2 separate regions of the Homo sapiens genome follow, and region 2 is linked to region 1. Evidence: chromatin loops called from intact Hi-C (ENCODE). Cell type or tissue: thyroid gland. All regions are shown on one strand. Links, peaks and the distances in the headings refer to the core of each region. The heading gives the core; the rest is flanking DNA.

Region 1 (7,522 bases), core at 2,287-6,286:
ACTTGGAATCCAGACATCTGAAACTTGGTAAGACTAGTCTTTGGAACTTGCCTACTCCATTTGAGTGGAAGCGTGGCCTGATCACCCATGACGTGCCCATACCAGCACTTAGGTTTTTTGTTTTTGAGTTGAGTTGAATTGCTTGATACTTAGGTTTTGGTTTTGACCTGGCTTGGATTTCTTGATACTCTGATTTTGGTTCTGATTCTGGTTTGGTGTAAACTGAAAAAGTGTGTGTGTGCCCTTTTTACCTGTTTTTGTTTTGTGGTGTGCATGTGGTGTAAGCGCAGTGTTTTGTCTCGAGGAAACATGGGTCAGGCACAAAGTAGGCCCACCCCACTAGGAGCTATGTTGAAAAATTTCAAAAAGGGATTTAAGGGAGACTATGGAGTTACTATGACACCAAGAAAACTTAGAACTTTGTGTGAGTTAGACTGGCCAGCATTAAAGGTGGGTTGGCCATCAGAAGGAAGCCTGAACAGGTCCCTTGTATTGAAGGTATGGCACAGTGTAACCTACAAGCCAGGGCACCCCGATCAGTTCCTGTATAAAGATTCTCGGTTAGAGCTAGTTTTGGACCCCCCACAGTAGTTAAGAGGACAGGCAGCAGCAGTACTAGTAGCAAAGGGACAGTTAGTTAAGGAAGGTTCTCACTCCACCTGCTGAGGGAAGCCGGCACCAAAAGCCCTGTCTGACCCAATACCAGAAGAATCATGGTCAGAATTGCAAGAGGAAGGGCTTCCCACTCCTGAGCCCACAGCACCCACACCTCCACCAGATAGCCACACTCCTAGACCACCCAGAGTAGACAAAAGAGGAAGTGAAGCCACGGGAGAAACTCCTCCCTTGGCAGCTCACTTACGGCCCAAGACTGGAATCCAAATGCCCCTGAGACAGCAGTGATATACTGGGGTAGATGAGGATGGACACATGGTGGAAAGGCGTGACTTTGTGTATCAACCTTTCACCTCTGCTGACCTCATCAATTGGAAAAATAATACTGCTGCTTACACTGAAAAGCCTCAAGCTTTAATTGACTTGCTCCAAACTATTATACACACTCATAATCCTACTTGGGCTGATTGCCACCAGCTGTTCATGTACCTCTTTGATGAAAGGCTAAGGGTGCTCCGGGTGGCAACTAAGTGGCCAGAGGAGCACATCCCAGTGGATTACCAAAATCCCCAAGAATATATAAGAATTCAGCTGCCAGGAACAGACCCCCAATGGGACCTGAACTAGTGACCAGACATGGAGAGGCTAAGACAGTACCATGATGCATGAATAGAAGGTCTAAAGAAAGGGGCTTAAAAGGCTACAAGTGTAAATAAGATCTCTGAGGTCATCCAAGAAAAAGAGGAGAGTCCAGCGCAATTCTATGAAAGACGGTGTGAGGCTTACAGTATGTACACTCATTTTGATCCAGATAGCCCTGAAAATCAGCACATGATCAACATGGCCTTAGTTAGTCAAAGCGTGGAAGATATCAGGAGAAAACTGCAGAAACAGGCTGGGCTTAAGTGTATGAATATCTCACAGTTACTGGAAATAGCCAATCAAGTGTTTGAATAGAGATGCAACAAGCCACAGAGAAAGCCGTAAGGAAGGTGAAAGCCAGGCCAGGCGAAACGCCAACTTACTGGCTGTGGCCATCAGGGGAATTCCCCCAAAAGGAGAGGGAAAGGGGGGTTCTGGGAATAATACCCTGTCTAATCACCCACGCTTGCAATGTAACCAATGCGCCTATTGTAAGAAAATGGGACATTGGAAAAATAAGTGTCCCCAACTGAAGGAAAAGCAACATGATTCAGAACAAAAGACCTCAGATAAAGATGAGGGAGCTTTATTCAATCTGGCTGAAGGGCTATTGGACTGAAGGGGACTGGGCTCAATCACCCCCAAGGAGCCCACGGTCAGGATTACAATTGGGGGCAAAGATATTAAGTTTTTGGTTGATACAGGTGTTGAACATTTGGTATTGACCACCCCGGTCACCCCCTTGTCCAAGAAAACCATTGATATAATCCGAGCAACAGGAGTTTCTACTAAGTAGACTTACTGTCTGCCACGGACCTACTCGGTGGCAAGACATGAAGTAGTTCACCAGTTCTTGTACATGCCTGGCTGTTCCTTGCCCTTGCTGGGAAGAGACTTGCTTAGCAAGCTGACAGCCACCATCTCCTTTACAAAACACGGCTCTTTACAGCTAAAGTTACTGGGAACAGGAGTTATCATTGTCCTTACAGTCCCCTGGGAAGAAGAATGGGAAGAGATACAACCAGCTCTAGCTGAGCGTTGGTCTTGAGAATGGACAGAGGATAATCCTCCAGGACTGGCGGCCAACCAAGCCCCCATACTCATAGAAGTTAAGCCTGGGCCCAACTGATTAGATGAAAGCAGTATCCCTTCCCAGGGAAGCTCTCGAAGGAATCCGGGTTCATCTCAGGTGCTTCAAAGCCTATGGAATTATAGTTCTTTGCCAGTGTCCATGGAACACCCCCCTCCTGCCAGTCCCTAAGCCAGGGACCAAGGACTACCAACCAGTACAGGACTTGCGCTTGGTCAACCAAGCTACAGTGACTCTGCACCCAACAGTTCCTAACCCTTACACGTTGTTAGGGCTGCTGCCGGCTGAGGACATCTGGTTTACCCATCTGGACTTAAAAGATGCCATCTGTAGCATCAGAATAGCTCCTGAGAGCCAGAAGCTGTTTGCGTTTCGGTGGGAAGATCTACAGTCAGGTGTCACTACTCAGTACACTTGGAACTGGCTTCCCCAAGGGTTCAAGAACTCCCTTACTATCTTCGGGGAGGCTCTGACTTGAGACTTGCAAAAGTTTCCTGCTAAAGACCTAAGCTATGTCTTGCTCCTGTACGTGGATGACCTTCTGCTGGGACACTCCATGGCAGTTGGGTGCTCAAAAGGGTTGATGCCCTGTTTCAGCACCTGGAGGACTGTGGGTATAAGGTGCCCAAGAAGAAATCTCAGATCTGCAGACAGCAGGTACGCTACCTGGGATTCACTATTTGGAAAGGGGAGCACAGCCTGTGGTCAGAAAGAAAGCAGGTCATCTGCAGCCTACCGGAACCTAAAACCAGAAGGCAAGTAAGGGAATTCCTGGGAGCTGTGGGGTTTTGCACATTATGGATTCCAAACTTTGCAGTGCTAGCCAAACCTTTGTACGGCATTACAAAGGGGGGCAACTGGGAGCCTTTTGAATGGGGGCCTCTACAACAGCAAGCCTTTTGTAAGTTAAAGGAAAAACTTACATTGGTCCCAGCCCTGGGACTACCAGATTTGACAAAGCCTTTTGCACTCTATGTGTCAGAAAGAGAAACAATGGCAGTTGGAGTTTTAACCCAGACTGTGGGGTCCTGGCCAAGGCCAGTGGCCTATCTCTCAAAACAACTAGATGGGGTCTCCAAAGGCTGGCCACCATGTGTAAGGGCCCTGGCAGCAACAGCCCTGTTAGCACAAGAAGCAGATAAACTAACCCTTGGGCCAAATCTGAATATAAAAGCCCCCATGCTGTGGTAACTTTGATGAACACCAAAGGACACCATTGGCTAACAAATGCTAGATTAACCAAGTACCAAAGCTTGCTATGTGAAAATCCCCACATAAACATTGAAGTCTGTAACACCCTAAATCCCACCACCCTGCTCCCAGTATCAGAGAGCCCAGTCGAGCATAACTGTGTAGAGGTGTTGGACTCAGTTTATTCTAGCAGACCTGACCTTAGGGACCAGCCATGGGCATCAGTAGACTTGGAGTTATATTTGGACGGGAGTAGCTTCATCAACCCACAAGGAGAAAGATGTGCAGAATATGCGGTGGTAACTTTGGATGCTGTCATTGAAACCAAACCATTGCCACAGGGCACTTCAGCCCAGAAGGCTGAGCTCACTGCTTTAACTCGAGCTCTAGAACTCAGTGAAGGTAAGACTGTAAATATCTACATTGACTCTAGACATGCCTTTCTAACCCTCCAAGTGCATGGAGCATTATATAAGGAAAAGGGCCTGTTAAACTCTGGGGGAAAGGACATAAAATATCAACAAGAAATTCTACAATTATTGGAGGCAGTGTGGAAACCTCAGAAGGTGGCAGTCATGCACTGCAGGGAATACCAGTGAGGCTCCACCTCAGTGGCCTTAGGAAACTCCCGAGCTGACTCAGAAGCTCGAAAAGCAGCATCTACCCCATACTAGGCATCAGTAGCAGCCCCCTTACTCCCTCAAATACCTGACCTGGTACCTACCTAAGAAAGAAAAAGACTTCTTCCACACAGAAGGGGGCAAGTAATAAAAGGAGGATGGATCAGACTGCCAGATGGGAGAGTAGCTGTGCTGCAGTTGCTGGGAGCCACAATTGTATTGGCCATGCATGAAACCACTCATCTAGGTCAAGAGTCATTTGAAAAATTGTTAGGCTGGTACTTCTACATCTCACGCTTCCCAGCCCTTGCCAAAGCAGTACCAAACAGTGCGTTACTTGCCGACAGCACAATATGAGGCAATGTCTCACTGTTCTGCCTGGCATACAAGCTTATGTAGCAGCTCCTTTTCAGGATCCTCAGGTGGATTTCACAGAAATGTGCAGGTAACAAGTATTTGCTGGTTCCTGTGTGTACTTACTCTGGGTGGGTGGAGGCTTATCCAAAAAGAACTGAAAAGGCCCCCAAGGTAACCTGTGTGCTTCTCTGAGATCTTATTCCTAGGTTTGGACTGCCCTTATGAATCGGCTCAGATAATGGGCCAGTGTTTGTGGCTGACTTGGTACAGAAGACAGCAAAGGCATTAGGAATCACTTGGAAGCTACATGCCACCTACCGACCTCAGAGTTCCGGAAAGGTCGAGCCAATGATTCGGACTATTAAAAATAGTTTAGGGAAAGTATGTCAGGAAGCAGGATTAAAGTGGATACAGGCCCTTCCTATGGTATTGTTTAAAATTAGATGCACTCCTTCTAAGAAAACAGGATACTCCCCTTATGAAATACTGTATCATAGACCTCCTCCTATACTATGGGGGCTTCCAGGCATTCCCTGAGAGTTAGGTGAAATTGAATTACAGTGACAGCTACAGGCTTTAGGAAAAATTACACAAACAATCTCAACTTGGGTAAATGAGAGATGTCCCATCAGCTTATTCTCCCCAGTTCACCTTTTCTCTCCAGGTGATTGCATTTGGATCAAAGACTGCAACATAGCCCCTTTGAGGCCACGGTGGAAAGGACCTCAGACCGTCATCCTGACCACCCCCACAGCTGTAAAGGTAGAAGGAATCCCAGCCTGGATCCACCACAGCTGTGTGAAACCTGCAGCCGCTGAAACCTGGGAGGCAAAACCGAGCCCGGACACCCCCTACAAAGTGACTCTGAGGAGGACGACAAGCCCTGCTCCAGTCACACCCAGAAGCTGACTGGTCTATGCACGGCCAAAGCATGAGGAGGATCATCGTGGGACTCATCTTCCTTATAATTTGGGCTTGTATAGTAAAAACTTCCACTGATTTTCCCCACATGGAGGACTGCTCTCAGTGTATACATCAGGTTACCGAGGTAGGGCAACAAGTTAAAACAATCTTTCTGTTCTATAGTTACTATGAATGTCTAGGGACTTTAAAAGGAACATGCTTATATAATGGCACTCAGTACAAGGTATGTAGCCCAGGAAAAGACTGGCCAGATGTGTGTTATGACCGTTCTGAGCCTCCCATGTCCACAGTTTTTTAACAAAGATTAAGGACTGAAGTCTGGTGGGGACTCATAAATGATACAAGTAAAGTATTGACCACAACAGAATAAAAAGGGGTGCCCAAACGCATAATCTTGAGATTTGATGCCAGTGCTGTCATTAATAGCAATAAGTTAGGAAGGCAAGGTCGCTCTTTTAGTTGGGAAAAAGGCTATATGACTGAAAAAAAGTACATTTGTCATGAATTAGGATTGTGTGGCAATGAATGTGGATATTGGTCTTGTGTCACTTGGGCAACTTGGATAAAAAATGAAAAGGATCCAGTCCACTTTCAGGAAGGAAAAAATAGCCTTTCCTGTATTAAGGGAAAATGTAACCCCACAGAGCTAGTAATAACAAATCCCCTTGATCCTCACTGGAAAAAAGAGGAGTGTGTGACCTTAGGAATTGACGGGTCTGGATGGGATCCTCAAGTAAATATCTTAGTTTGAGGAGAAGTTTACAAACGCTCTCCTGAGACAGTGTTTCAAACTTCCTATGATGAACTAAATGTACCAGTACCAAAAATTCCCAGAAAAACAAGAAATTTGTTTTTGCAATTATCTGAGCACATAGCCCAGTCTCTCAATAACACTTCATGTTATGTGTGTGGAGGAACTGTAATGGGAGATCATTGGCCATGGGAAGCCCAAGGATTAGTACCTATAGACCCAGTTCCTGTTGAATTCCTGGCTCAAAAGAATCACCCTGATAATTTCTGGGCCCTAAAAGCCTCAATTATTGGACAATATTGCATAGCTAGAGAAGGAAAATAATTCACTCATCCCATAGGACAACTTATTTGTCTGGGACATAAATTGTATAATGGTACCACAAAAACAGTCACTTGGTACAGTTCAAATCACACAGAAAGGAATCCATTTAGTAAATTCCCAAAGTTGCAAACCGTGTAGACCCACCCAGAGTCCCACCAGGACTGGACAGCCCCCACTGGATTATACTGGATATGTGGGCATAGAGCTTATGCCAAATTACCCAACCAGTGGGCAGGTAGTTGTGTTATTGGCACTATTAAACAATCTTTCTTCCTATTGCCCATAAAGACAGGTGAACTCCTGGCTTCCCTGTCTATGCTTCTCATGAAAAGAGAAGCATAGCCATAGGGAATTGGCAAGATGATGAATGGCTCCCTGAGAGAATCACACAATATTATGGGCCTGCTACTTGGGCACAATACGGCTCGTGGGGATACTACAACCCCATTTACATGCTCAACCAAATGATATGGTTACAAGCTGTCTTAGAAATAACCACTAATAAAACTGGCAGAGCCTTGACTATTCTGGCCTGGCAAGAAACTCAGATGAGAAATCCTACCTATCAAGATAGATTGGCTCTCGACTACTTACTAGCAGCTGAAGGAGGGGTCTGTGGGAAATTTAACCTTACTAATTGAGGTCTACACATAGATGACCAAGGGCAAGTAATTGAAGACATAGTTAGAGATATGACAAAACTGGCACATGTGCCTGTGCAAATGTGGCATGGATTTGATCCTGGTGCCAAGTTTAGAAAATGGTTTCCAGTGCTAGGAGCATTTAAAACTGTTATAATAAGAGTTATAATAGTAATAGGAACCTGCTTACTGCTCCCTTGTTTGCTACCTGTACTTTTTCAAATGATAAAAAGCTTCACTGCTACCTTAGTTCACCAAAATGTTTCAGCACAAGTGTACTATTTGAATCACTATCGATCTGCCTTGTAAGAAGACACGGGTAGCCAGAATGAAAGTGAGAACTCCCACTACTGAGATTCTCAAAGGG
Region 2 (7,522 bases), core at 2,331-6,330, 140 kb after region 1:
CTGGGAAACATGGCAAAATCCTGTCTCCACGGAAAGTGCAAAAAGAAAAATTGGCCAGGCTTGGTAATGCCTGTGTGTAGTCCTAGCTTCTTGGGAGGATGAGGTAGGAGAGAATTGCTTGAGCCTGGGAAGTTGAGGCTAAAGTAAGCCAATATCATGCCTTGGCACTCTAGCCTGGGCAATAAGCTTGTCTCCAAAAATAAAATAAAAAATTTAGTAAAAACAAAAATTTACTAAACAAAATTTAGTAAAAACGAAACATCATGGAATACTGGGTGGCCACACACACACACAAAAAATGACCATGTCCTTTGCAATAACATTGATGAAGGTGGAGACCAACATTCTTAGAAAACTAACGCAGAGGCCAGGCGATGGCTCAGGCCCATAATCCCAGCACTTCAAGAGGTCGATTTGGGCGGATCACCTGAGGTCAGGAGTTTGAGATTAGCCCGACCGACATAGAGAAACTGTGTCTCTACTAAAAATACAAAATTAGCTAGGAGTGGTGGCGCCCTCCTGTAATTTCAGCTACTCAGGAGGCTGAGGCAGGAGAATTGTTGGAACCCAGGAAACGAAGTTTGCAGTGAGTCGAGATCATACCATTGCACTCCAGCTTAAACAACAAGATCAAAACTCCTTCTCAAAAAAACAAAACAAAACAAAAAAAAGAAAACTAATGCAGAAACAGAAAGCCAAATGCATGTTATTATTTATAAGTAAGAGCTAAATAATAAGAACACATGAACACAAAGAGGAGAACAGGCCAGACACAGTGGCTCATGTCTGTAATCCCAGCACTTTGGGAGGCCAAGGCGGGCAGATCACAAGGTCAAGAGATAGAGACCATCCTGGCTAACGCAGTGAAATCCTGTCTGTATTAAAAATACAAAAAATTAGCCAGGCATGGTGGAGGGCGCCTGTAGTCCCAGCTACTCAGGAGGCTGAGGCAGCAGGATAATGGTGTGAACCCAGGAGGCAGAGCTTGCAGTGAGCTGAAATGGCACCACTGCACTCCAGCCTGGGAAAGAGTACGAGACTCGGTCTCAAAAATAAAAATAAAAAAAAGAGAGAGAGAGAAACAGACACTGAGGCCTAGTTGAGGGTGGAGTATGGGACGACTCAGAGGATCAGAAAACATACCTGTTTGGTGCTACAGGTAGTAACTCAGGGACAAAATAATCTGCACACCAAACCCCATGACATAGCTGTGTAACAAACCCACATGTGTACCCCAAACCAAAAATAAGAGCTAAAAGAAAAAAAATTCCTGGGTCGGGGAGATTGCAATGTAGGTAAGTGGACTGATTTTCGCTACAGATAGTGGCCCAGTGGGGCTGTACTCTGATTTATTTCTGTGTGAATGCAGGCAGACGAGATTGTGAAAAGCAGGTCCAGAACCCTAGGTTGGTGGAGAAAACAGGTTGCTGCTGCAGATTCGGTGTCCAGGGAGGGGGATATGCCAGATTTGTAGAGACTTGTGGGTTCTTGGCAAGAAACTCTTGGATCAAAAATGCCGTGGTGAAGTTCCTGAGGGTGGTGCCTAGTCCTGGGAGGAGTGTGGACATGTCAATGTCTAGTGTGTGTGTTTGTGAGTGGGTGGGAATCCTGTGGTAACAGCTGCAAGAAAAGGGGGTCTGTCATCAGCGCTCCTTTCCTCTAAGTTTTCAGTCCCATTCCCAAACACCCAGAATTTTATTCCAGGCCAGGGCTCCATGATATCTTTTTTCTGGCACCAAATCTGTAGTTTGCTGAACATCAAATAATTCTCCAACACCAACTCATTGTCTAACATTTGAAATCTGACACCACCCAGAGTCAGCACAGACCCTGATTCAGGGCTCAGTTCCACAACATTGTCCTCACTGCAGATGCCAGTCACAAACCCCATGGGCCCATCTATGCTTCTGAGCTGCTGCTTAAAAACTGGGGACTCCCATAACCTCCCTGAAGTTGAATAATTGGGTAGAGCTACTCACAGAACTCAGCAAAACACTGTAGTTACGTTTACCGGTTTCATATATATAAAATGCAGCCCAGGAAAAGCCAAATGGAAGAAATGCATAGAACAAAGAAAAGAGATGGGGAAAGATGAAACACAAAATCATAAAAAATATTTGCGATTAATAAAATTCTACATCCTTTGTGTGCTCCAGTAACAGTTTGTGGAAAGAAACACTCTTCCCATTACGACTTAGATAATGCTCTCTTTTCTTACTTATCACAATGCCAGATACACACTCTGCATATTTTCTCCTTATTCTCATTAAAACAATCAGCTGAGTTTGTCTTCAGTGGCCAAAATAAATTATTATTATTTTTGAGATGGAGTCTCACTCTGTCGCCCAGGCTGCAGTGCAGTGGTGCCATCTCTGCAGTGCAGTGGTGCCATCTCGGCTCACTGCAATCTCCGCCTCTCAGGTTCAAGCAGTTCTCCCACCTCAGCCTCCTGAGAATCTGGGATTGCAGGCACCCACCATGACCACCAGCTAATTTTTGTATTTTTAGTAGACACAGTGTTTCACCTTGTTGACCAGACTGGTCTCAAACTCCTGACCCCACCTTATTCAATATTTTGATTATCTTCTTTGCAGCCCCTCTTACTAATGTTCCCAGCAGGCTACTATCCTGCTTCCTGAACATTTCTACTCAAAAGTGTACTGAGAATGCCCCTCCAGGTCACAAATTGGTGGAATGTCATCAGTTAAGGCAGGAACTGGCTGTTTTCACTTCTTTTGTGATTCTTCACTTGCTTCAGGCCATCTGGATGTATATGTGTGGGACACAGGGGATATGACGGCTTAGCTTGGGCTCAGAGGCCTAATAGTCTTGAACTCCTGACCTCAAGTGATCAACCTGCATTGGCCTCCCAGACTGCTGGGATTACAGGCATGAGCCACAGTACCTGGCTAAGTTGCTTGCATTTTACACCTCCATAAGAAAAGCAAATATATCTACTTTTTTCAGACAATATATGTATTATTTTATTATTTCTATTAAAAATTATGCAGTAAAAGATTAGTCACATGGGAACACGTGTAGAAGGTACTGTTATAAAGTTTCGGTGCGGCTAAAGAAATAGCACTCAAATATAACATTTTCTTTTTAATTCTCAGCAAGCCGAGGTACTTCTATAGAAGGGTGCACCCTTACAGATGGAGCAATGGTGAGCGCATACCCGGACAAGGGAGGTAAAGGGGTTCTTATCTTTGATGCACGTGGACCCTGCTGCTGTGTCTTTCCCCTATTGGCTAGGGTTAGACCAGACAGGCTAAACTCATTCCGATTGGCTAATTTAAAGAGAGTGACGGGGTAAGTGGTTTGGTAGGAAAAAGTGGTTATGCCGGGTGGAGAATGAGTCAGAGCAGAGCAGGTAGCAGGTAATGGGAATGAGTCAGGGTGGAGCAGGTAATTGAAAAAGGTTGCTTTATGAGGAAGTTAAGCTTAAAAGTAGAAGGCAAAGAATTGAACATACTGACATATTGATTCTTTGAGAAGAAATTTAGAAGTCATATCTAACAACCCCTCCTCTTGCATTTCCTTACAGCCCTTTCTTTTCAAATTTTTTTTAACATGTCTTGGCTTAGTTGTTCTGCTTGATTTTCCAAAAGAAGCTTCTATGGATAAGGTGGTGGATAATTAAGGGAGGTTTTAGTAAGTGCTGTTTTTATAAGCCTCTGCACCAACTCACGGAGTCATGGTGTGACACAGCACCTGACAAGATGAAGTATACCCATTACGTCTGCAAGGGAAGTAAGAATTTAGGCTATTATTTTTTTCCATTTACTGAACCACTTTTCTAGCCATCTTGTAAAGGGGTCATTTACACTTGAATTGTTGGCTAACTCATTGGACAGAGCAGTCAGACCTTGCAATGCCTTTGTTGTATTTCCATCAGGGGCAGTGTTGTCTGGGATGAAGGTACAACATTGAGTTTTAATCATGATGCAAACTCCTTCTCTGTATGTTAATATTATGTCTAAGGCTATTCTATTTTTCCCAAGCCGTCTGGCTAATAGGCCCTAATTGCTCAGCTATTCCTTTAACAGCATTTCTAGTGCAGTTAATAAATCGCTGTTGGTTGTAATAGATGTAGTTTATCCAATCTACATTTATTAATTGCCACCCACCAAAATATTGACTCAAATCTTGCAGCTATTTGATTTTGGGCTTTTTTTTTTTTTTTCAAGATGGAGTCTCGCTCTGTTGCCCAGGCTGGAGTGCAGTGGCACGATCTCGGCTCACTGAAAGCTCCACCTCCTGGGTTCATGCCATTTTCCTGCCTCAGCCTCCCCAGTAGCTGGGACTACAGGCGCCGACGACAACGCCCAGCTAATTTTTTGTATTTTTAGTAGAGACGGGGTTTCACCGTGTTAGCCAGGATGGTCTCGATCTCCTGACCTCGTGATCCGCCTGCCTCGGCCTCCCAAAGTGCTGGGATTACAGGCGTGAGCCACCGTGCCCGGCCTGATTTTGGGCTTTAAATTGATCTGGTACTTCCCGTGGGACTCCAATTGCGTTTAAATAGACTTGAGAGTCAAAAGACCCATAAGGAGCTTCTCTCACTTTATGATATCTTATTTTTCCTTCCTCTGGTTGAGGAAATGCCAGAGTAAAAGGGATAGCCAATTGAACTAGAGCATAAGTACTGCTCTTAATTATCTGGCAGAGTGTCCAGTAAAGGTCCTCCATAATACTACCATACATCCACTCAGGGATGAATAAGAGCAGACTAATGGGTCAGCTCTAGGAAATGCCGGACTTCACTGCATCCTGTAAAGTTTCCACGGAATGCCAAATTTTTTCCCTTGTCATTGGAGACACGATGTAAAATTGGTTTTGGAAGATGGAGGCTGGATGGCGCTCAGGGGCTGACCCACAGGGTGTTGGACTTCAGGAAATAGCAGAGAAAGCTTGGCATGATTCGTTATTCCAGGCAGTGGAATCTTGAAAAACAGCGGTCATGCACTCCGTGTCCACTTGATTTGAGGACCACCCCAGTGGAAAGGCCCAGCCCGGGCCTCTGGCCTACCATCCGCATAAGCATAACAGCCACTTCTGTTTAAAGCGTGAATGGAATCTTTAATCCATTTTATCCAGGCATTTACATCTTTATATCCTGTTTCAATGGCTATGGTTTGCCTCAGATCTCCTATTTCTACTACCGAGAGCTTGCTTTTGTCATTTGGCATGAGGTGAGGCATAGTTTGGTGTCATAGGTTTGGGAACAGGGCAGATGTAGGAGGTGGAGGAGGGAGAAAAATGCGCATCTTAAAGAATCGTATAGGATCCTTTCCAGTGACCTCTGCTCCTAAATCATAGAAGTGCTCTAAAGTGGGGTTAGAGTTGATAGTGGTAGGAATAGTAATGAATATAAGCACTGGGTTAAGAAAGGAAAGGAAAGTATAGCTAGACTGAGCTTTTCTTAGCTTTAATTTGGTAGGGCTTGATCCAGGAACAATGGCCCATGATTCTGATGATAATGGCGCTTGCTTGACTCAGGTGTGATGTGTGCATCCCCCTTCTGCAGTATGAACAGCAGCCTCAGTTAGCAGCACAAGATAGGGTCCTTCCCAGGCTGACTTGAGTTTTCCTTCTTTTCACCCTTTGATGAGAACGTGATCCCAAGGCTGGTGCTGGTTTACCAGAAATTCTAGGGGTGGTACCTGTGCTAAAAGACTTTTAGTTTTGAGGGAAAGTAAAGTGGAAGATACGCTTAGTATAAGATTTCTAAGAAATCGATCTTTTGTTTTAAATGTGGGGACCTCAACAGTGGACTTTATAGTCCTTGGTGCGTTCTTGTTGAGAAATTTTCTTTAGTACCTATTTTTATTAGATTTCAGACCAAAGAAAGTCAAACACCATTTTATATTTTAAAATGCTTCCCATATGATTTTTATATGAGATAAGCTAAATTTAGTGTTATTAATATTAAACTTAACTTTAATAAAACCTTGTAGACATATTTATCCAACTTTTAATGTCTGACCATAAGGTAAGATTTTTATAGACTCTTTTTAACCTTTTATAATTTTTGTTAGAGAGCAAGTTAGTTGTTAAAGTTTGTTAAAGAGCAAGTTAAGAAAAACCTGTTGTGCTTTTATTTTAATGTCCAGTTCACAGAAAAACTGGATGATACCCCTTTAACTTTAGCTCATATGTTTACACACAGAATTTTCTTTACAATTAATGTTTCAAAACTTGCTGAGACCTTTAAAATAAATTTTTTTAACCTTTAAGTGTAGGTAAAAATCCACATTCTTATGCCTCCTTATAATCCTTTTACCAAAAGTATATTTTACTTTCCTTACACACCTTGCAAGTAAATTGTTTCTTCAATAGTTTTACATTCAGGACGCCTAATTACTTTTAAATTATAAAACATTTCCTGCATAAATTCCCTTTATAACATTTTTCAAGGCTTTCAAAAATAATTCTTCACATGCCTCAACTTTCTGACTTGTTGCAAACATCCCTTTCTTTAAGCAAACAGTTAATTTATTTTAGAACAAGAATTTACCATATAACATCCCTTTTTACATAAATTCTCCTCCCCCCCTTTTTTTTCTTTCAAAGATGATAACCATTCTTCTCCAATGCGAACTTCCTTCCTGTCTGTGGACTAGACTGTTTAAGGCCACAAGATTAGAAGTTAGGATAATACATGTTAACACTGTTAACTTTCAGCAAACTTTACTTTTGTTGAAAACCTTGTCAATTTGGGATTTCAATTATTATTTGCTATTAATAAGACCTTGTTCAGTCCGTATTAACTTGGAATTGGTATAGATGACTCCTTCCTCATTCTGTAAGTACTTTAAGGCTTGGCTGGATGCAAACAACTCCCACGTTTGAGCAGACCAATTATTAGGCAATTTTCCTAACTCTGCTTCTACAAGAGTTTCCTTATCAGTTACTGAATACCCATTGTGCCTTTTTCCCTCAATCACCCAGGAGGAACCATCTATCATCTTGTCCTGAAGGGAGTTCCTCCTAGGTCTGGTCAGACTTTTCTATGGTAATTAAGGTTTAGACTCCCTGTTGGGAAACCTGCTGGGTTAAGGGGATTTACGGTGGTTAATGATAAATCATTTTTTTAACAGAATAATCTCATACTCTCTTCTGTTAGCATGTTATACCCGAGCAAGGTAGGAAAACGCCACACTTTGGGATGAATTAAGAGTCCTTTATTTAGCCGGTGGCCAAAGAGACCGCTAACGCTCAAAATTCTCTCGGCCATGAGGAGGGGGCTTGATTTTCTTTTATACTTTGGTTTAGGAAGGGGAGGGGAGCTCAAACGCAACAATTCTACAGAAGTAAAAACATGCAAAAATTAAAAGGACAAATGATTACAGAGAAACAGACAATTTAAAAGACAAATGTTTACAGAAAAGCAACGGTAGCAGGTGCGGGGGCTCTAAATCCTTCATAAGATGTTAGATATGGGTGCTATGCCGGACACAGACTCAAGGCTTTGTGGTGTTATCTTTTGAGCAAAATCCTGGGAACTTCGTACATTGTT

What was found. Peaks named below come from ENCODE experiments on the same cell type or tissue, not always from the same donor. Only the 100,000 strongest peaks of a DNase experiment are listed, where the experiment ranks them.
Region 2: it touches region 1 in a loop (2.4-fold over the local background); 1 of 110 quality-filtered maps calls a loop at or near these places.

The regions. Positions count from the first base shown.
Region 1 is chr19:20,510,342-20,517,863 of GRCh38, reverse strand. The region is part of intron 2 of LOC105372316 (a long non-coding RNA gene); the gene reads right to left. Among named protein-coding and RNA genes, the nearest start is that of ZNF737, 52 kb to the left of the region's middle. In thyroid gland, for the core only: a CTCF peak has its summit at 4,096; DNase peaks (open chromatin) are centred at 4,173 and 4,463; H3K27ac peaks cover 3,054 bases.
Region 2 is chr19:20,371,604-20,379,125 of GRCh38, reverse strand. No RefSeq gene overlaps it. Among named protein-coding and RNA genes, the nearest start is that of MIR1270, 24 kb to the left of the region's middle. In thyroid gland, for the core only: no CTCF peak of the experiment used is centred there; no DNase peak of the experiment used is centred there.